Linked DNA regions of Homo sapiens: all the other regions are linked to region 3. A link is an interaction called in ENCODE POLR2A ChIA-PET data of the cell type or tissue named here. Cell type or tissue: MCF 10A. All regions are shown on one strand. Each heading gives the region's core, and the rest is flanking DNA. Links, peaks and the distances in the headings are about the cores only. Region 1 holds the start of EREG (epiregulin). Region 2 overlaps MTHFD2L (methylenetetrahydrofolate dehydrogenase (NADP+ dependent) 2 like). Region 3 holds the start of EPGN (epithelial mitogen). Region 4 overlaps MTHFD2L (methylenetetrahydrofolate dehydrogenase (NADP+ dependent) 2 like). Region 5 overlaps MTHFD2L (methylenetetrahydrofolate dehydrogenase (NADP+ dependent) 2 like).

The links. Peaks named below come from ENCODE experiments on the same cell type or tissue, not always from the same donor. Only the 100,000 strongest peaks of a DNase experiment are listed, where the experiment ranks them.
Region 1: POLR2A ChIA-PET joins it to region 3 with 18 read pairs; 3 of 35 experiments call an interaction of 5 or more read pairs at or near these places.
Region 2: POLR2A ChIA-PET joins it to region 3 with 10 read pairs; 6 of 35 experiments call an interaction of 5 or more read pairs at or near these places.
Region 4: POLR2A ChIA-PET joins it to region 3 with 83 read pairs; 6 of 35 experiments call an interaction of 5 or more read pairs at or near these places.
Region 5: POLR2A ChIA-PET joins it to region 3 with 11 read pairs; 5 of 35 experiments call an interaction of 5 or more read pairs at or near these places.

What each region holds. Positions count from the first base shown.
Region 1 is chr4:74,362,659-74,367,116 of GRCh38, reverse strand. EREG (epiregulin) reads right to left here and starts at 1,972. Exons shown (of 5, transcript NM_001432.3): 1 at 1,742-1,972. The coding sequence starts at 1,808. It overlaps LOC105377276 (a long non-coding RNA gene), which reads left to right and starts at 1,776. Exons shown (of 3, transcript NR_188415.1): 1 at 1,776-1,966. In MCF 10A, for the core only: no CTCF peak of the experiment used is centred there; a DNase peak (open chromatin) is centred at 2,136.
Region 2 is chr4:74,216,538-74,220,995 of GRCh38, reverse strand. The region is part of intron 5 of MTHFD2L (methylenetetrahydrofolate dehydrogenase (NADP+ dependent) 2 like); the gene reads right to left. Among named protein-coding and RNA genes, the nearest start is that of MTHFD2L, 61 kb to the right of the region's middle. In MCF 10A, for the core only: no CTCF peak of the experiment used is centred there; no DNase peak of the experiment used is centred there.
Region 3 is chr4:74,305,943-74,310,400 of GRCh38, reverse strand. It overlaps EPGN (epithelial mitogen), which reads right to left and starts at 1,931. Exons shown (of 5, transcript NM_001270989.2): 1 at 1,825-1,931; 2 at 1,219-1,308. The coding sequence starts at 1,867. The region is part of intron 2 of LOC105377276 (a long non-coding RNA gene); the gene reads left to right. In MCF 10A, for the core only: a CTCF peak has its summit at 3,584; a DNase peak (open chromatin) is centred at 2,000.
Region 4 is chr4:74,226,165-74,230,622 of GRCh38, reverse strand. The region is part of intron 6 of MTHFD2L (methylenetetrahydrofolate dehydrogenase (NADP+ dependent) 2 like); the gene reads right to left. Among named protein-coding and RNA genes, the nearest start is that of MTHFD2L, 70 kb to the right of the region's middle. RefSeq lists a silencer at 1,756-1,825. In MCF 10A, for the core only: a CTCF peak has its summit at 1,753 (motif pointing left); a DNase peak (open chromatin) is centred at 1,732.
Region 5 is chr4:74,235,626-74,240,083 of GRCh38, reverse strand. All of the region lies in intron 6 of MTHFD2L (methylenetetrahydrofolate dehydrogenase (NADP+ dependent) 2 like), which reads right to left. Among named protein-coding and RNA genes, the nearest start is that of EPGN, 71 kb to the left of the region's middle. In MCF 10A, for the core only: no CTCF peak of the experiment used is centred there; a DNase peak (open chromatin) is centred at 2,303.

The DNA.
Region 1 (4,458 bases), core at 153-4,152, 57 kb before region 3:
TGTATGCTAAAATTTAAAATAAATGTCTCGCTCTTTTTTGCTGGGGGAAGGACAAGATTTGGGAAAAGTATTTTTAGGAAATATTTTGTTTGGGGGAAAGAAGGCAATTTCAGAAATAACAGGTGGTCTTGCCAAAATAAGGCTATGGGCTCTGCATAACTGAATAGAGTTTAGAGATATAATACAGAACTTGAAACAGGAACTTTCCTAGTGGCAGAGAAATATCCAAACAAACTGGGAAAACAGAAACTGACCTAACTCATTTGGAAATGGGCTTGGCAGCTGACGAAATAGATGAACTATAATTAAGTAATGCAATGAAGGAGGTAAGCACTTTCATGACAACAAACACACACACAACACACACACTAGTGGGTAGTAACCAGGTTATTCACAGGCTCTGGCTGTCTCAAATTAGAATATTCAATGAAACACCCAGAACAGACATGTGCATTGTTCAGATGCAACCTTACATGTGGGGAAAATAATAAGTGCTAAGTTATTCTGACCTCGAGGTTAATTTCTAACTCTAGGAAGACTGTCACCTTTCTAATTTAATTCTTTTCAAAACAAAGACAGCAAAGCCACATTGTTTACTGAGAATCTTCTAGCAAGTCTTTCTTAGCTCAGTTTTGGCAGAAACCACATATCTAGTTTCCACTTGTGTTCCTGGACTTAGACTTGTAAGTTTCAATTATGCATAGTATGCATTTCATTAGGTCTCTCAACCCCTGAGATAAGGTGTGCCAAAATAATAATTTAACAGTCACATCCTTCACAGGTAGAGTTAGAGTGTCTGGGGAATCAGCCTCATTCCAACTCCAGGGAGAATATGAGACTGGTGGTAACTTTTATTTTTTTATTAAGATATTCATATACGACTTCAAACTCTTTCAAATTCCTTAAACTGAAGTTTAAGGAATTGGAAAGAAGTAATTTTTTTTTAACAGAAAGGCTATTTAGAAAATTTTTCCCCTTGAACTAAATCATCTCAAATAGGAAGACTGGCATTTAAATACCCTCAGCGATCACAGGCTATGGAGTGCAATTAGCAGCAAGTGCAGAACGCTTGCTCCAGAGGCTGCTTGGGAGGCTGCAGGGAAAAACGCAAGCAGCAGGTGTAGGGGCGAAGGGCGGTGGGGAGCGCCAGGACCTGCCCAGGGCCCTTCTGCTCCAGATACCCTCGACCAGTGTTTTATTTCTCTTGTGTCTGGAGCTCAGCCAACTGGCACTGGCGCATACCAGCTCCTCCGGGAAAGCTAAACCAGGCTAGGTTTTAGAAAACTGAGCGCAAGACAGAGGAGAAAAGCTTTTTCCCCCCTCCAAAAAATTTCTTACGCTAGTTTCTATTCCCCACTCTCCAACAAAAAGGAACAAGACATGAAATGTTAACAGTGCGTTCCAGGCCTTTAGATTTCTAGGACTGGCAACTTTTCAAAAAAAAAAAAAAAGCTTTTTCAACAACTTTTTATTTTGTTTAATAAGGAGATATTTCAATCCATGCATAACATATATGCCAATAATTAATTCACCAATAAAAAGCATTTTAACATCGATCCCCAGTCCCCCCCACCCCAGTCCCACCATAGGGGAAGACAGACTCACAAAACAAGACGTAATTTTAAATAGAGCACACTTGAACCTGGAGACAACTCCGTACTTGTCGAATGACAAATGCACAGGAGCCTTCCTTATTTGTCTCCTCTTTGGGGCGGCCGGAAGCCAGAGGGGGAGAACTTACCCAGGCAGAGCAGCAGCGCAGGGACCCTGCCGGCACAGAGCATCTCCATCCTCCTCCCCGCGGTCATCGGCGATGGGAGCGGGCGCTGGGGCTTGGCGGAGGGCGGCTGCGGAGAGTGCACGGGCAGGGCGGGAGCAGACGGGCTCGCGGCAGTGGCTGGAGAGCGGCTGTCAGCCTAGAAGGGACCCCACGTTGGCTGTGTCCCTCTGACACTGGAAATATCAGGCAAGTGAGCTCAACTGTCTGGTGCTGCGAACTTTATACTAGGGAGCCCCTCCCGGGCCCTAACGGGGTGAGGTCAAGAGTGCCCAGAGTTTCATAATTGGCCCGAGGGAGGAGCGGCAGGAGGACCGTCAGGAAGTCATCCTCCCTCCCTGGAGCACCTGAGAGTAGTGGTTGAGGAATGAAAAAATGTCTTTCCGATTGGCCGGGGACTACTCCCGAAACTTTTCCATCTCCCTCCGGGAGGTGGGGAGCGTGGACCAGATGGCTTGGTTTGCTTTGTGGGGTCACCTGCCCTGTAGTGGGTGGTTTTGGTTGCTCAGGGTGACGGACATAACTTGAATCAGTCTTTTAGCCAAGGCTGGCGTTCCCCATACATGCCTTTGGAGAGCTGTGCGTGTGACTTACTAACCTCAGCCACGAAAACTCCCTTAACTTGAAGTCTGTCAGTGATTCAAGCGCCCTCCTTGCATTGAAACGCCACCGCCCAGAAAAGCCTTTCCCATCTGCGCCTTCCTTCTGAGACCCCTGCTTCCAATGTGGCTCAGGCATTTATTACCTCAAAGTCGAGTCATTGTGAAGAAAATTCCTGTTATTTTTTTTCCTTCTGTCGTATTTGCCATTTGTCAGGTTGCTGCTTTTGATATGACTTCCTACTAAGTAGTGCCTTAATCCTGTCGCTCCCCTGCACAAAACCTTTCAACGACTTCCTATTGCTTTTTGGACAAGGCCTGCCACAAACGTGAAGCCAATCGGTCTTTTCAACCTCAGCTCCCACTATTTCCCCAGGCAAATTGTCTGACCCCAGCCAGGCTGGAAAACTCTAAGCCTTTCCTCACTCCCACTTTCCTGCCTATGCTGATGGAGTCGTACTTTGAGGCAATGGCTACTTTTTAAAGGAATTAGTGAAATCCTGCTCAAATTCATGGTTCTCCTCAAGGGCCTGGGCTTCTTAGGCTTGTGGATCTCTTTTCATTCTGATCTCTTATAGCTTTTGTCGTTTATCTTCTCCCTAGCCTCATAGAATTCTAGACCCGGTACTTTACACCTGGGAAAGCTACTTTGTATTCCTTGACTTTTTTTTTGTTTGTAAGTCCTATGTTCAGCTCTGTACTGTGTAAATTGTCTTCCTTTTCACTGCACTCCTCTATAGGACCTAAGAACTGTGAGTCAATTCAGCAGTACTGTATGTAAATATACATATTTGAATAGAAAATGGAATCTAATGGATGTTAACTCCTTACCTTTTTATTTCTACTTTTTAAAAAATTATTATTACTATTCCTTTTTTTTTTCTGGCTTTTTTCTCTCATACTCTAAGGCCCTTTAATGTCCAGAATGCTCTTGTTAGAAACAAATACTTCGGCCGGGCGCGGTGGCTCACGCCTGTAATCCCAGCACTTTGGGAGGCCGAGACGAGCGGATCACGAGGTCAGGAGATCGAGACCATCCTGGATAACACAGTGAAACCCCGTCTCTACTAAAAATACAAAAATTAGCCGGGCATGGTGGCGCGCGCCTGTAGTCCCAGCTACACGGGAGGCTGAGGCAGGAGAATGGCGTGAACCCGGGAGGCGGAGCTTGCAGTGAGTCGAGATCGCGCCACTGCACTCCAGCCTGGGCGACAGAGCGAAACTCCGTCTCAAAAAAAAAAAAAAAAGAAACAAATACTTCATCATGTTATCAGGGGTTAAGATTTAAACTGTCTGTGTGTGAATTCCTGGACAAGTTATTTAATCTGTCTCAATTTCCTCATACGTAAAACAGGGATAATAATAGTATCCAGCGCATAGGAAAATAATGAAAGTGCTTAGTAGAGTGCCTAGTACCGAGTTAGTGCTCACTAAAAATACCTACCATTATATGCAAACGTTGATGCTTAAGATGGTGGTACTTGGTAGTTGGTCAATATTTGTAAGTTAAATGAATCAATGAACAGTAGGATAGAGGTAGGCTGGGTTCCTAAGTCTAGCTTCCAAATCTATCAAGAAAGCAGGCATTGAGTGACTTCTCACTTAATAGCTTATTTTGGAAAAGAAGAAATGGAACCAAGGAAAATGATATTAGAAATGGGTTATAGTTTTATGGAGCATTGGTAGAGATCACAAGTTTCATAAATTAGAAAGAGGTAAAGTGACTTTTATGGTTATATAATGGCTTTTGTCCTACAAATTGGATCTGGAAAAAAAAATAGTCCCAGTGTTTTTGAGGAATGGAAGCAGAATTCAAACGAATGGAATGTCAACTGGGAGCATTTTCTATCAGGTACTTGCAAAGAGTGAGAGGAAGAGTTTTTAATCCTGATTAATGGCTTGTTTCTTTAAATATAGTGTGTTTTATGCTGAAAAGAAAGATGGTGGGGATGTGATGGGGAGAATGGGTCATGCTGACAATAATTGACAACAGTCACTTCTATGGTATTGATATGTGAAGAGGAATTTTTTAACTTTGTAACTAATGCCTGCAAGCATGAGATATCATCACTGTGAAAAAAA
Region 2 (4,458 bases), core at 246-4,245, 89 kb after region 3:
ATTAGATCCTATAAAATAAATATAAAGCAATGTTAAAAAAATTGTGGACAAATTATTATATCAATAAAACAGAAATAAGAAAATGAATCATTTAACTGTAGAAATTGAACAATAAACAAATGAAACTAGAAAAAAAACCATAAAAGTTAAAATGTACTTGATAAATCTGAAAAACCAGACTACAATAAGAAACATTGAGATAATTCAATAAATTAATCAAGTAAAAATAAAATATACAGATGTAAATAGCTTTCATATATAACATCTTAGAAAATACATTGTAAGAAGAGGCCCCATTATAATAGCAGTACAAAAGATAAAATACTTAAAATAAGCATAACAAAAAATGTGCAAAATCTATGTAGTAAAAGAAAATCTCCAGAATAACACCAAAAGATATAAATAAGACCAAGAAACTAGAAAGATAAACTATGCCCTTGGATAGGAATGTTTAATATCATAAAGATTAGAATTCCACCTATATTCATTAAAAATATAATCAAAGTCCAATAAAAATGAACTTTTTGGAAGTATGTAATTTGATACTAAGGTTAATATAGAAAAATCAAAGATAATTAGGAAAACTTTGAAAAGGAAGAACAATGAGAGGCAACTAGCAGCCTTTTTTATTTTAGTTGGTACCACCTTCTGCCCAGTTATTTACAGTAAAAGTCTAAAAGTCTCCCTTGGTTATTCTCTTTCTTTCACTCACTATAAACCCTCAAGAATGTTGAGTATATATTTATAACCATCCCAAGGTTATCAAAATTATAAAGCACCCACCCATCTCTGTTTTAGTCCTGGCCTCCTACATTTGAAAATGTTCCTTAATACCTTAACAACCCACTCAAGTGTTCTCTGATTCCAAATGAGAGCCTCCCAAATCCCTACCAAAAAAAAAAATCAAAACCAAAATGAAACTGAAACTTCCCATTTCCATCAGTACTGATTATTTCATCAAGAATTTGACAGAGACATGAAATCCAGTGATTTGTACACACATATAAGTAACAATCTGTAAAGTTGCAGGCAAAAGAAAAGTATATCAGGATAAATTTCAATCTGCGTGGAAAACCCTTGTAGGTAATTTCACTCCTTTTTCAATACTATCAGGTTAACTTGATATTCCTCAGTCAGTTTGGTTGTTGATGTCCGTAGAAACTATCCAAGTCATATTTGAACTTGATTGATCAGAGTTTATGACTATACCAATATTAACCATGGAAAGGCATTCAGCCTGTTATTCGGAAGACCTGATGTTGAAGAGAGGTGAACCAAACAGCTAAAAGCAAATGTGTTCAAATAATGCCTCAGACTCTTCTGACCTTTGCTGGTGAGCACCTGGATGCCTGTTCCTGGTCCTGACACCTAGCTTTCCTCTTAAACCTATTCTTATTTAACTCATCTTCCTTGGCATGTGAAAATTCTTGTCATTCCTATATTCAATTCTTATCGTCCATTAATTGTCTTCAACTAATCCTCTGGCTTGCTGCACCTAATTTTTTTCTGTCTTCTCAGCTTTTTCCAAAGGGCAGCTAGTACTAGCAAGTCGCAGCAGGTACTCAAGAGTGATGCATATCTCTGACCTTCAGATGACTTTTTCCCACACTCACAGTTGTATCCTTCTAGAGTGCATATGAGAACACTGTGGGCTAGGGCCTCATTTTCTATCACACAGAACTAGATAAGCAGAGTCTATAAGTAACTATTTTGTGCCTAGTGTTTTATAATATGTTTCTAAGACATAGGAAGAATAAAATACAGTTGTCCCTCAGTATCTGTCAGTATCTGGGAGGGACTGGTTCCAGGGCACCTGCCGCACTGGCAGATACTAAAATCCACAAATGCTCGAGTTTCTGATATAAAATAATATAGTATTTGCATATAACCTATGCATATACTCCTACACACTTTAAATCATCTTTAGATTACTTATTACTTAGGTATTATAAGTAATACCTAATACAATGTAAATGCTATGTAAATAGTTTTATACTATTTTTATATTATTTTTGTTGTTATTTATATTTTTTCTAATATTTTTAATCATAGATAGTTGAATCCACAGATGTGGAACCCACAGATACAGAGGGCTTCTGTACTTAGACTCTATCTTCTAGAATCTTAGAGTTTTCTTAGAAATCAGTAATTAATAGGTAGACAAGATATGTTTTTTATTGTGTAAAAATCTAGATTCAACCAAGAATTATCAACTAGGACCCACCTGAGCAGTTTTCTAACTAGCAAACAGTTGTTAGTCATTAGCACAGAATGCCAATTTGAAGCAAATAATATTTGCTATTTATAAAAAAACAAAGCTAGAACAAACAGCACAATGTGCTTCATTTGTTAGTATCATTTTTTTGGTGGTGGGGGGGGGGCTTGAAATTACCTTAATGAGGAATTCACTGTTCTTGGACATTTCCGGGCCATTCCCTACCTTCATTTATTCAATAATCAATAAATGATCCTATAAATCCCTTAAACAGGATTCTCTGGTTGTGTCTTGGCCGCGCCCTTGCAAAACTTGCATATACTTTTTCAGTGGCTCTCTAGCCTCACTCTGAGCAGAATGAAATAGTTATTTGCTGAGTAAGCTAAAAAACCAGACCCTATGGAATGTTCCCGGTAAGACTGGCAATGAGTAGCACTGTCCATGTGCCAGCTTTCAACTCTGGATTCTGTGTCTTTTACTCCTATAGTAAGATGTTTTCCTATGCAACTCTACAGCCATCACTGAAAACATGATTCTTCTGTTTTACTTATAGAAAGATTTCACAAGCATTCTAACTATTGTCTCTGGAAAATAATTCATTTTATTGAAGAATAAAGAACTAAAAATCATGACTAAAAAAAAAATGTATAGAAAACATACCAGAATCATGCTAGGCAATGAGAATACACAATTCTCTATTCTCATATGGAAAGCAGGTACACAAATAAGAATCACAATACAGTGTGCTAGGTTCCATGTTAGAAGGAGGTAGAAGTTACAGTGTTGTCAAGAGCATCATTATTTACTCCATCTGAGAAGGGCATGGGGCAGGTGAAGGTGTCAGGGAAGACAGATTGTTAATGTGAGTACAAATTTCTTTCACTTCTGCTTCAATTCCCCTTTAAATATGCTTTTTGTATCCTTTCCCACTGATAAACCACTTTCCAAAAAAATATGAGGAGAGCATATTACTTAGTCTTGACTGTAAGAAATTTCATGATAAGAGCTAAAGTCTACCTTTTTGCTGCTTCTACCATGATTCTAGATCTGTCTTCAACAGAAACACAAAATAAGTCTCAACTTCCTTTCCCATGAGGCAAATCTTCAAACATCTGCCTGATCCTGAATCAGCAGGTAAAGCAAAATGGCAAACCAATCTGAGCTAGAACCTCACATATAGAGTTTTGCTTTGTCACTTTCTCGGGATACGGAAAATCTGAGTCATTCCCAATATATTAGTTCATGTCACGGTGTGGTTTAAAGGAGAAATCACTGAGAGAAAATCACAGGAAGGAAAACTCAGTAATCATGCACAGAACAGCAATGGAAAAAAAGAAGCCTGAGATCTCTTTTAGACAAATGAAGCCAAAAGATTCTAGATTTGAATATTTCTTTATCTCTGCAAGCTACTATTGCATCTTTAAGCAATGAATACATAAATTATAAAAACAAACTAAAAATAACCTTTCTACAGAGAAACTCTATAGACACTAAATGCAATTTTGGTAAGGTGGTCAGGGGCAACCCTAGGTAACATTTGGACAAAAACCTGAAGGAAGTGAGGAAATACATTATGTAAGTAACTTGAGGAAAAAAAGCATTTCAGGAAGAAAGGAAACCAGGTGAAAAGACACTGAGAAATAAGCACATAAGACATATTCCAGGAAAGCAGATATGGCTAGGGCAGGGGTCAGTGATGGGGCATGAGAATGGTAGGAAGTGAGTTAGGAGATACAGCCCAGGGACAGATCATATAAGGTCTTGCATATCGTGGTAAGGAACCTGGATGTTATTCTGGTGTCATGTTGTCATGGGTGTTACAGGAAGACATGGGTGATCAAGACCTATGATGTGGAAAACAGACTGTGAATGAAAGATGGGACAAGGGTGGATGCAGGGAAACTAGTTCATAAATATTTCAGTGTTCCAAGTGAGAAATAGAAGTTGTCTTAACTAGGATCTTATTAGTCCAGGTGGTGATATCATAGGCATATTTTACACAGATTGCTAATATTAGACAAAGGATGTAAGAGAAAGAGAGAAGTCAAGGATTGACTGATCAATCAGAAAAACTGATGGTACCACTCAACTAAGATGGGGAAAACTAAGGGGAGTAAAATTAGGAGTGAAGGTTTGCATATAAGATTGAGATGGGTATTAGACATGCAACTGGAGTTCTCAAGTGCATAGTGGTTATATGGTCTAAAGTATACAGGAGATAGAAATGATATTTAAAGCTATAG
Region 3 (4,458 bases), core at 268-4,267:
AGCCTCCACCTCCTGGGTTCAAGCAATTCTCCTTCATCAGCCTCCTGAGTAGCTGGGATTACAGGCATGCGCCACCACGTCCAGCTAATTTTTGTATTTTTAGTAGAGACAGGGTTTCACCATGTTGCCCAGGCTGGTCTCAAACTCCTGACCTCAGGTGATCTGCCCGCCTTGGCCTCCTAAAGTGCTGGGATTACAGGCACGAGCCACTGTGCCAGGCCAGTATAATATAGTACTGAATATAATAATTATAATAAGGTGTTTCCTCTTTGTTTGAAGGCTTAGAAGACAAATAGTTGGCTAAAAGTTATTCTATAACCCACATTGATTTCGTTTTGCAAATCAACAGATATTCAAAAAATCAAATGGGTAAAATATTTCGAGACAATCATTTAAAATTTTAAATTATTGGTGACATGAAGAACACTGAGATATGACAATCTTCCTTTATTTGCCTGACTCTGAGTGCAAGACATTGTTTCCTCTGTCCTAAATCAAATTGCCAGCCTTCACATAGCAATCAGGATGCGATTTGCAGAAGAATCATAACCACTCAGTCACAGGTCTTGGTAAGCAACAAGCTTTCCAAGTTTCACCTCTAAGAGTTTAAACAGATTAGAGAAAGAACGCTGATGCTCAAGAGCATCCAGAAGCCACTGTGATAATAATTAAGTGCAAAAGAAAATATATCATTACCATCAACAACAAAAATTGGGTACAAGTGGTTAGGAAATACAGCATATGCTAAAATAACAACAAAAACTCCAAAGCAAACAAGAAAAAAAGGTCATTCCAAAGATGAGGGAAAGTGCTGTTCATCTTGTAGCCATAATGTCTTTGGCATCAAAGCTTATAATCACAGATCAAAATATAATGCTGCTCATCAAGAATGCCAAAATGGGGACAAACTGTCTCTGTACACACAGGGGTTATTGGGAACCAAGCAGAAATGAAGCAGAAAATGTGGCCTGTTTCACATTCAAGACAGTAACTGAAGACAGCTTTTGTCTCATTTGCTTAACTTCCTCCTTTTAAAAAGGCAATTATTTCCTGGCACATTTATCTGTCACTTCAATTTAACAGCATCCTGCTAAAAGAGCTGATTATCTAATAATAAAATATATATTAAAAATGGCCAATATTGCTTTTATCACAATCCAAATTTCTCTCCCAAGTTTTAGAAAAGTCTTGTGAAATATGAAAATGGGAAGAAAATACCTTCTGTTTTGTTAACTGTCCAGTTACCTTGCTGGGCTGTGATTGGAGGTGTTACAGTCACGGCTGCCTCTTCGGTCAGTGCTGTCATTGCTGTATTAAGGGGGCAAAAGCATCTTTAACAGAGAGCCTCCTTCTATGTACAAGCAACAGATGGAAAGTATTCTTATTCTGTTTATTCCAATTTCTATTTTTTTAATTTATTACAGTTGAAATCCATAACGTGACTAGGGCAACATACTTACAGTTTCTCATCCATTCCATTGACTATATTAGGATTAAAGCAAATAAAAACCCAATATTTAAGACCATTGATACATTTACATATTAATTAAAAAATAAGAACCCTATAGTATAGTAGCTAAATGTATCAATTACTCTTCAATTGTATAAAGCAAACATTCTGGAGGTCTCAAAAAAGGTGTCAAAATATATTAGGAAAGGAACATACAGGACATAAGAAACTAAATTAATCCACAGATTCATTACTCTGATCTTTGTCATAAAGAACAACTGTTAGAAGCCAACTTCTCTCTAATGCAGAGAAAATAAATTCTATTCACATTTTACACTGATATAAAGTTAACAAAACAAAAGGAAATTACCTACCGTTGAATAAAAGATAGACTGATATTGGAACTCCCAAAGCCATTTCCTGTAGTTGCTTAACTTTCTTTCTCTTATCCTTCTAGACTGACGGGTGGAAGGTTTTTATTGAGCTCTCTGAGTCTTTGTTGCATTTATATTTCATGAAGCGTCATCTGGCAGTTCTTACCAATCAAAAAAATATGTACTTCTGGCAGCAGCAGAAAGCCTCTGGGCGCTCACGCACTTGGTTAGGATACCTGTATTATCTAGCAATGTGATCAAGTTTTCTTTTGAAACACTGGTTTCCTGTTACCTGTGGGCATAATCATGTATGTAAAAGTACTTAAAACAACAAGAACAAAATGTAATTTCAGGAAAGGCTCCCATTGGTGTGAAGAGAACTATACCAGCTCAAACTATGCTAGAAACCTATACGGGAGTTCAACAAACATAACTGCAAATTAGGAAGCAGCATAACCTGTTTCTAAAAGAAATATACCTGAAACTATAGTTGGTTATACCACCTTTTATTACAGACTATAAGTTCCATTTCAAATCAAGATAATTTGTTAATTTAGTTGCAGAGAACAGTTAAATTTGTGAAAACACAGAGGTTTCATATTCCATTTTAGTGTTTGTTTCTTAGTGTTACTATGACAAGTGCTGTAAATAAAATTATTTTTAATAGTATAATATTCACCTTTCTGTCATCCTGCTATTTAACATTTTTCTGAGTAAATGAAATGGGCTGCCATATTCCAGGAACAACAATGCTTAAATCTGCATCCCAATGATTAAGCTACAGAGAACCAGTAAAGTACCAACATAATGATAATAGCAATAATAATAATATTAAAATTCTCCATTAAGAGAAAATTAAGATGACATTTAGTTTGGATACATCCAATGAATAGAAAGTTTCTAAGTTAATACAACATTCAAATTATTTCTCAAGTTCATCTAGTTGTAATTATTAAAGTGGCACTTTAAAGGCCAAAATATGTCATTACAGCTACTATATTTTACAACTACAGAAATTTTCACTTGCCCCAAATTAATATAAATGATTTATAAATATATCTTCCTGAGGCATTGAGTCTTTCTGTCTGGAATTTCAATTCCTTGTATTTTCTTGAAACTTGAAACCTCAAAACCCTAAAAACATATTCAAGTCAAGATAGGTTATCTTTTGCATCATGTCCACTCAGCAAATTAGATTTACCAGAAAGGAGCCCTTTCACTATTCAAATATAAATGTGGTGTTAGAAATCACACAAGAACAAGCTTGTTGAACTCATTATAACTTGGGCAATCACTTGCCACAGGAGTCATCATTTTAAAGTTAAAATAATATAATAGTACTTGGCTCGCTTTAAATGTGTCTACATTTTGCATTTCTACTTTTGTAGGTTTTTAAAAAACTGTTGATTACTAAGTCGATTTCTAGATAATATATTTCCCAGGCAAATAACATTTGAATTATAAATTGAACAATCGTCTTTGCACCATTGCTGAGAATTTAAAAAGAAATCATTTACAAAAGATTAAATAAACCATCACAATTCTTTTTGTAGTTTCTGGAGGGAGATGTTAGGACTCATATTAAATACTTTCTTTTTTTTTTTTTTTGAGATGTTTTCTCACTCTGTCACTCAGGCTGGAGTGCAGTGGTGCGATCTCAGCTCACTGCAAGCTCCTCCTCCTGAGTTCATGCCATTCTCCTGCCTCAGCCTCCCGAGTAGCTGGGACTGCAGGTGCCTGCCACTAGGCGCTGCTAAGTTTTTGTATTTTTAGTAGAGACGGGGTTTCACTGTGTTAGCCAGGATGGTCTCGATCTCCTGACCTCATGATCCACCCACCTTGGCCTCCCAAAGTGCTGGGATTAAATAGTTTATTTCTAAGACTGAGACATCAAAGTACAAAGATTATCTTTGTAAAAACTCTTAACTGTAGCTAGTGCAGTCCTTTGCACTTTACAGGTTTCCCTACACATCTCAATTCTTTCTTCAGTAACCCTGGCCCAAACAAATCCAGTGCCTAACATCTAGTAAATACTCAATGAATCTGTCTTCAGAGAATAAGGAAATAAATAGGCATTATTTCTATTCTCACATGACAAATGACAAATTGAGGCCCAAAAGAATTAAGTGACTTGCCAAAGGACATGCCTAGAGTCAGCACTTCAATCCTGGCCAGGTGCAGTGGCTCATACCTGTAATCTCAGCACTTTCAGAGGCTGAGGGAGGAGGATTGCTTGAACCCAGGAGTTTGAGACCAGCCTGGGCAACAGAGCAAGACCCCGACTCTACAAAAAATAAATTAGCTGGGCATGAGTTACTTGAGAGGCAGAGGTAGGAGGATCACTTGAGCCTGGGAGGTCAAGGCTGCAATGAGCCATGATTACACCATTGCACCCCAGCCTGGGCTACAGACCCTGTCTCAAACAAACAAAACAAAACAAAACGAACAAAAAAAAGGACTTCAATTCTATATTTACAGATTCTAAATCGTATGCTCTTTCCATTTACCTAGCTGTGTTCTCTTGTAGTAGTTGTTGTACTGATCTCAAAAGAATTCCCTCAATTATCTCCTAAAATCAAGCTTTAAATAAATTACCTTTATTAGAAAAAAAACTAAATATTTAATTAACTGTGA
Region 4 (4,458 bases), core at 108-4,107, 80 kb after region 3:
TCTTTTTTTCTTTTTTCTTTTTTTTTTTTTTCTGAGACAGAGTCTTGCTCTGTTGCCCAGGCTGGAGTGCAGTGGTGTGATCTCGGCTCACTGCAACCTCCGCCTCCCGGGTTCAAGTGATTCTCCTGCCTCAGCCTCTTGAGTAGCTGGGATTACAGGCACCCACCACCACACCTGGCTAATTTTTGTATTTTTAGTAGAGACAGGGTTTCACCATGTTGGACAGGCTGGTCTCAAACTCCTGACCACAGGTGATCCACCCACCTGAGCCTCCCAAAGTGCTAGGATTACAGATGTAAGCCACTGCACCCGGCCACCTTTCCCATCATTTCTTAATCTTAACATTTACACCTAAATCACTCCATTCATACACTTAATGACATGAACTACTCTTTCATGAATAAATATTTCACTTTTTATTGCTTTAGCAACTACTTTATGATGACAAACTGGAATAATTTGGTAGTTCCCAAAAATAATGCTACAGTGTGTAAATCCAACAACTAGAATAATTCCATCTTAAAAAATTAGATTATATCGGCTAAATATGTATCAATTTGAAAAAGTTCTTATTGTAGTTATAATCTCAAAATCAACACAGCTCACATTTACTGGGCAACCACTATGTGTTAGATATTGTTCTAAGCACTTACCTAGCAAGCTTAAAAAAAAATACCACGCCTTTACCTGCTGTAGTCTAATGAAGATAACAACTATAAACAGGTACTATGTGCTATAACCATGGTACATTAAAGTACTCTAGAAACTTGTTAACTCTCTCTGTGAACTCAGAGATTTGGCTTTGAGTAGGGACTTGAAGCTACTTACTTCTAATTGCATAGTGTGACAGGGTCTGATTCTGCAGATCTAAGCTTCTAACTGAGTCTAAATCTCAATTTTGGGGGCAATTTTAAAAAGGTGAGTGATATATAAGCCAGTAGGAGTAGTACTATGAGAAACTGGAGGGATGACATTAATATTAAATAAGCTAATATTCATGTCTCAGGATCTTCACACAGGATTTCCTCTTTTACTTTCTTCAAGCTTGTGTCAAGATTTCATTACCACATTCTTCACTCTCATCTCTCAGACATTATCATTCTTTCTGATATATATCACGCAATCCTCCTCCTTCTACCCTGAGTTCTCCTAGATGAGGTTGTTTCCATATATGCTGACATTCTCATTATGACAGTGATCTAGCCCTCCCCGTTCTGGCTACCTCTGCCATTAGATCACTATTTCCTTTAAATACCCACTGCTATTTGTATTTGTTTAGTTCCCACACACAATGCATGATATGGTCATTCTGGCAATACTTTATTCCTATTGTCTGGTTATATGGGATTTATTTTTTATATTCACTCACATTCTTTCTATAATTTATAAATGCCTACATGTTTTATCCCTAACTTCTCCAGGTGATTATTAATTAACTGGAAATGTAGCAATCTTTAGTTGTTTCTTATAAATTCTCAATTTTCTTCCCCTAAATTTCCCATTGGCTAAATATTTATTTCTTCAAGAAGACTGCAGAACTACATACAAATCTGTCTTCTACATTCAACATACTTTTGTATTTAGTAAGAGGCATTAAAGGTGAAATAAAAAAGCAAGGAACAGGACTTCTTCCCACTGTCTTTGTTTAAAATGTCTTCTAACTAGTATTAGCATGGTGTATGGCCAACTTGGCTACATCTGAAGTAGCTGCTCACCTGACTGGCGCCCTCTGGTGGTAAGAAAATACCCTCAGCGGGATGCTTGTGGGACAGCCTCAACACCCACCACACCTAAAGCTTGAGTACCTCCTGGCTCCTGTCTTGTTTATTTTATATAGGCTTGAGTCTTCCTTGTCCTTCTGTTCCTTTATTTTCCTTTTCTTTTTCTTTTCCTGTCTTCTTTTTAAATATCTGTACTCAAGGCTGATTTAGGCCTTTACAAAGAAAGCTAGAGAGGATAAACTCAAGGAGGACAACAGTGTTGGCATTATGGCATAAGCTTTGACTTAGTTACAAGAGAATATCAGTGTTTCTTGCAAGTGGATTGTGATCACCCATGTGCCATTTGTCATAATAATAAAACAAACCACGAGTAGGAAGGCATGATGAGAGATTTTCCTCCACTAGAATAAAATACTCATTCAATATAATATTTGATAAATGTTATCTAAGGACAATAGTCAAATATTCTGTACAAGCTGTTAACATTAGTCAAATAATACCTTTTAAGGATAATGTAAACTTCATTCTTCCTAAGGTTAGAAACGGACAAAGATGAGCATTCAAATTCCTCTTTATTCAACAAATTCTGTGTCTTGTGTGTGAACAGAAGTGTCTCTAAAAAGAAGTCAGTATAATACTTATCTGCCATGAAGGTATCAGTGGCTGAAGCAGTATTTCACTTAATGCTGATCTGTGGTCTGAAAAAGTTTACTAACTCTCTAAACATGCCTGACTTCTGTCAATGCAGTTCAAAAATTTGCATTTGATATCACCCAAATGTAATTTTTTGGAAAAACAGGCAATGTGGTATGGTTATCTGTACCAGCTTACTGATTTTTTTTCTGGGAAAAAGAACATTTCTATTTTTACTCTATGAGGAGCCAACTACTGTTCCTGCAGTCATGTATATGTTCTAGGTTCCAGAAAAGGGCCTATAGAAGAATCAGATATTTTATTAAATTTGATTGAAACTATGTGTTCAAATACAAAACAAATTAGAGCAAAATCTAGACCCATTAAATGAAATTGCAATACCTCTCCTCTCTGTTTCTACTTTTACACCTCTAAAGTCAGTTTTTGACACAACTGCAGACATGAGGTCTGATATGTTTTTAAAGGTGTGATCAGTCCTTTAAAACCTAAGTCAGACCATGTTGATCTGCTGTCAGCCATTCTTGGCTTATATCAAAATCCTAACCATGGCCGACAACGTCCTTCATGAGTTAACCCTGGCTACCTTCCCAACAACATTTCTTACTAGTATCCTCATAATTTATTAATATTTTATTAAAATCAGAGTAATATAATAAGCCGTCAAAGACCTGTGTTCTGGAATACATCAAGCATGCTCCTGCCTAAGGACTTTGGTATCTGCTGTTTCCTCTGCTCGGGATGCTCTTCCCCCAGGAATGGTTCTTGATTTGTGCCTTTACTTCATACAGATCTGCTTCTGTCGGTATCTCCATGGGAAACAGAATCCACCCCATATAGTAATGAAATAATTTTTACAGCGATATATTCAGGCTAAGATAAAAACAAAAGCTGTTGCAGCTCTTAGAGATTAGAAACTGGAGGAAGCTTGTACCATTCCTAGGTCTGTAGGGGTGAGGAAATGGTGTTACTGCAGCCCAGTGAGAGCCTTAGCTGTCGGGGAAAGGATGCTGAGCAAAAGCTATCGATGCAGGAGGAAGAGAAAGACAGTAGAAGTGGAAAAGAGTAGAGAAGAAACACCATGACTTGACATTTCTCTTCTTCTCCTTCAGATATCCTACTAGTGCCAAACCTTGCTGGGAGCCAGTGTCAGAGGAACACAGGTGAGGCCATCTTCATTAGTCAGCCTCTCAGGGCCAGACCAGGGCAGGGAAGGGCAGACACTGGGGCTGGTGGACAAATGGAGAATGGCCAGGACAAGAACTCTACTCAAAAGGTCACCTCCCAAGAAAGATCTTCACCAATCAATCAATCTAAAACAGTATCCCCAAAACACTATTCCTTCATCCAGTTTCATTATAGCACTTATCATTATCTGGCATTATATTTTACTGTTTATTTGCTCTCTCTCCCACTAAGATGTAAGTTCTACGAGGGCTGGCATTTCATCATTTGTATCCATTGCTGTATTCCTAAAATTTAAAACAGATACTGCTGCATAGGAAGGGTCCAATATTTATTGAATAAATAATATTCAATTGAATGAATTTAGTATTCAATTGAATGAATTTAGTACTATCTTTGCTATTCAAAAGTACACGTTTAATTAAAATCAGAGTAAATGATAAACTCTCAAATATCTGTAAGTGAATTATCCATACACAAGCCCCATATTCCAGCCTTTTCTATGTTCTAAAATATCTTTCTTGTTAACTTACCCTGTAGGAAAACACAAACAAATTTAAAGAAATTTAATCTTATGAAATATAATAAGTATACATATACATATATTCCATAAAGCTTTCTTTTGTATATTAAAATAGAGAATTAAAGAGTCTCATCATTGAAGGAAGTATTAAAACACAATGAACCCAACCTAGTACTCAGTAGACAGACATTCTCTGCAATGGTCCTTTAAATGGTAGGGAGTAAAGAAAGAATGTGATTCCTTCCCCAAAGAACATATGCTCAAAATAATTACAACTGTTTACATGCATTTTTAGCTATGTTGTTTAATTTATTGAAATATTTTGATAATGTTGAAAGGGGATTTTTTTTTTGTCAACCAAAATGGGGCAAAATCCAA
Region 5 (4,458 bases), core at 334-4,333, 70 kb after region 3:
GAGAAGTAAATTTGGGGGTGGTATCTTAGTGACCTACAAGAATGTATGTTACTCTTAGTACACATGGAGGGATTCTCACTCCTTTTGATATGGTGCACCACATTATTTTTAAGTATATCCTGACCAACTACCCTGGGAAGGATGTATATGGTAATGTGGATTTGGGAGTGTATGTGTCTGTGTATTTTACAGAGACAAGGAATCTTTCTGACTTTTGTTAAAATAAATATTAAGCAGGAATTATGAAACACATAATAGAAACTCAACAAAAACATTACTGCAATGCACTTGCCCCTTTTTACAATGTAATATCTGATTCTTATATTGATTATTATCTTCATCTGAAAGGCACATATTAATAAAATTCTAAGTGAATTGCCTGCAATCTGCACACTCAGAGAAAAACTATGAGTTATTTGAATTTGTTCCAACCACAATCATAAAGCCCACACTTCTGCACAGTACTCGTTAATTCTCACATTTTGTAACAAAGGTAAGTCATTTTTAAAATGAGCAATTATGAATTAAACAAAAATAAATGTGGGGGAAATGTGCTTCAGTAAAAGACAGATCCAGAAGCCTTTTTTTTTTTTAAAATTATACTTTAACTTCTAGGGTACATGTGCACAATATGCAGGTTTGTTACATAGGTATACATGGGCCATTTTGGTTTGCTGCACCCATTAACTTGTCATTTATATTAGGTATATATCTCCTAATGCTATCTCTCCCTCTGCCCCCCCAAACTACGACAGGCCTGGGGGTGTGATGTTCCCCACCCTGTGTCCAAGTGTTCTCATTGTTCAGTTCCCACCTATGAGTGAGAACATGCAGTGTTTGGTTTTCTGTCCTTGTGACAGTTTGCTCAGAATGACGGTTTCCAGCTGCATCCATGTCCTTGCAAAGGACATGAACTCATCCTTTTCTGTGGCTGCATAGTATTCCATGGTGTATATGTGCCACATTTTCTTAATCCAGTCTATCACTGATGGACATTGGGGTTGGTTCCAAGTTTTTGCTATTGTGAATAGTGCCACAATGAACATACATGTGCATGTGTCTTTATAGTAGCATGATTTATAAGCCTTTGGGTGTATACCCAGTAATGGGATCGCTGGGTCAAATGGTATTTCTAGTTCTAGATCCTTGAGGAACCACCATACTGTCTTCCACAATGGTTGAACTAGTTTACACTCCCAACAATGTAAACGTGTTCCTATTTCTCCACATCCTCTCCAGCATCTGTTGTTTCCTGACTTTTTAACGATCGCCATTCTAACTGGCGTGAGATGGTATCTCATTGTGGTTTTGATTTGCACTTCTCTGATGACCAATAACGATGAGCATTTTTTCTTGTGTTTGTTGGCTGCATAAATGTCTTCTTTTGAGAACTGTCTGTTCATATCCTTTGCCCACTTTTTGATGGGGTTGTTTTTTTCTTGTAACTTTGTTTAAGTTTCTTGTAGATTCTGGATATTAGCCCTTTGTCAGATGGGTAGATTGCAAAAATTTTCTCCCATTCTGTAGGTTGCCTGTTCATTCTGATGACAGTGTCTTTCGCTGTGCAGAAGCTCTTTAATTAGATCCCATTTGTCTCTTTTGGCTTTTGTTGCCATTGCTTTTGATGTTTTAGTCATGAAGTCCTTGCCCATGCCTATGTCCTGAATGGTATTGCCTAGGTTTTCTTCTAGGGTTTTTATGGTTTCAGTCTAACATTTATGTCTTTAACTACATAAATGAGTAAAAAGAAAGGACTTTCATAGAAAGTTGCCTTAGAACGCACCACAGATATATACCAATACACATTCCTTCCTTCTCAGAACTGCTCTATTTCAGAACCAAAGCCACACCTAAAGCAGGTAACCAGGTGCTCCGTCAGAGTCTCCATAGTACATTTCAAACACCACCTCTGTATGGATTATTACATAAGCACTGACATGTAACATTTTGATCACTACATTTTTTAAATATCAATTTTCCTAGGTATTAATTAGATATGCTGATGCTATTAAAATGACACAATTAATAATGACTATAGATCTAATAAAATTGTTTCACTTTCTGATAGTCAACACATTGTCTGCAACAGACATTCAGTAACACCATGCTCTGAATACACCATTGGAATGACGACTTCACCTACAGAAAGGCTTATATTCCTACCCACAGTAGAAAGTAAAGCAATGGTATTTTCTAGTTTTTTCATTGAAGACAGTAATTTCTCAGTTAATTCTTTGCCTCTCCCCTACCTTTTTTTGAACTCTGCAGGTGCAAGCTCTGAGTCAGTGGTGCTGATGCAATGCCATATTAAGCTTTCATGAAGTGGAACAGTCCCAAACAAGGTATGAAAGAGAATCTAAGGCTGAATGAGTCCTGAAAGGATCATCTTCCCCTATGAAGAGCTTCCTTACCTTCTAGGAAAAAAGCTTAAACCAAGATCAAGATAAGCACTTGACTTCTTCTTTTTTTTCAGACAGAGTCTGTCTCTGTCACCCAGGCAGGAGTGCAGTGATGCGATCTCAGCTCACTGCCACAGCCTCTAAAGTAGCTGAGATTACAGGTGTGCACCACCACGCCCAGCTAATTTTTGTATTTTTAGTGAAGACTGGGTTTTACCATGTTGGTCAGGCTGGTGTTGAACTCCTGACCTCAAATGATCTGCCCACCTTGGCCTCCCAAAGTGTTGGGATTATAGGCTTGAGCCACCGTGCCTAACCGGTTAAGCACTTGACTTCTAAAGAAAGGAATTCATTCATTGAACAGGGAGTTTTCTAGTCCTAAAAGCAAGGTTCTTCACCAGGTACAAGAAACACAAATATAAATAAGACATGGTCCTGGCTGCTGGAGGTCACAGAACAGTGGATTTCACTCCAGTGCTGTCCCACTATAATTCTTACTATTCCCTACTCATCACATATGTCATGTAGATCCTTTCTTTGTATTTCCTTTCTCCTTCTCCTCTTTATTATTTTGTTATACTTCACAATATGATTGAGAGAGGACTTTTATCCTTTATACGAAAGCACCCTTGTCATCCCATGTTACCACAACATATTTAAATTTTACAAAATGTAAAGGCATATTTTATGCCTGATATGGGTGTTATTAAACCACTTTTTTACAACTATAAAGTACAACTTCATATAATCCCATAAAAGTAAGGTTTATTTAAAAAAAAACCTAAAAAGAGATAAATCCACTGAAAGTATAGTGGGGAAAAATGCCTTATACCTCCTCCTCAGTGTAACTTCAGATAGCATTTATTGGAGTCTCTTGATGAAGTGAGTGATAATATTCATGGGACATATCCAAAAAGGCACATAAAAGTTAAAATATGATTTTTAATCATCTACTGACACACTAGGAAAAATATATGTGCGTTACGCACCACTCTCTATTAGATATGTGAAGCCTATCCTGTTTTTCATGCAGAGATAATCATTTACTGGCATGACTGAGCTAGAGACAGAAAGCTTTCAATCCATACTAGCAATGTAGACCCTGGCGTGTCATAAGTTGCCTTGACCTGAGCCCCAGGGAAGTTGAATGGATACCACAAGTGTGAAGGAATAAAGGACAAGGTGAGACCATAGAGAATACACTGGATGGCTAGAAAAAACTAGCGAGCACATCCATTGCATGTAGAACTTTCGTTTTCAGGTCCTAGTTTTTAAAGAATAACAGTGAATAAGTCAATAGATGTTTCAAGCAAAATTTAGGCAATCTAGTTTAGAAATCAAAAAATCAAGCCATAAGGAATTGAGAAAACAATTTATTTGTGTTTTAGAAAGCATTAACATAATCAAATAATGGACATGGGAAATCCAGAGTTACTAAAACCAGGCTGTTGGTCACAGAAAAAAGTGCTGTGAAGATATAATAGGCTGTGAGCAATAAAACTGTAAAAATCAGATCAAGCTGGTAACCTGGACAAGTCAGATAATAGAAATTAACTGAGCATTAGATGGTCACAATAAATCCAGTATGCAAAGACTACAAATGCAAGCAAAAACAAAAAATTCTGCCTGCTGGGAACATTTATTAAAGAAGTTTACATTACATTAAAGAAGTTTAAATTTAATCTTTTACATGTAAAAAATTAAACATTTATGAAGTAAAGTCCATCATTTTATTTTTAGGACACAATTTTGTCTCCACTATATGGCACATTTTGGTTTATCAAATACATTCTCTCATGTTACTCAAACAATGCTTTCAAGCCGATAAAGGTCGGGGTAACAAAAGAACAACAGGTATGAAACAACAAAGCTTCATAAAAATACCAGTTTTTTTCTTATACGATCAATTGAAGTAGATGCTGGAATAAGAATAGGCTATCTTTCATTGGCACTAGGTATACAGAAGCAAGAAGGCAATGTTATAGAAGTAACCATATCAACCAACACACTTCAAAGATGTCTGAAATAGAAATTCAGTCCATGCACTATAAACAGACTT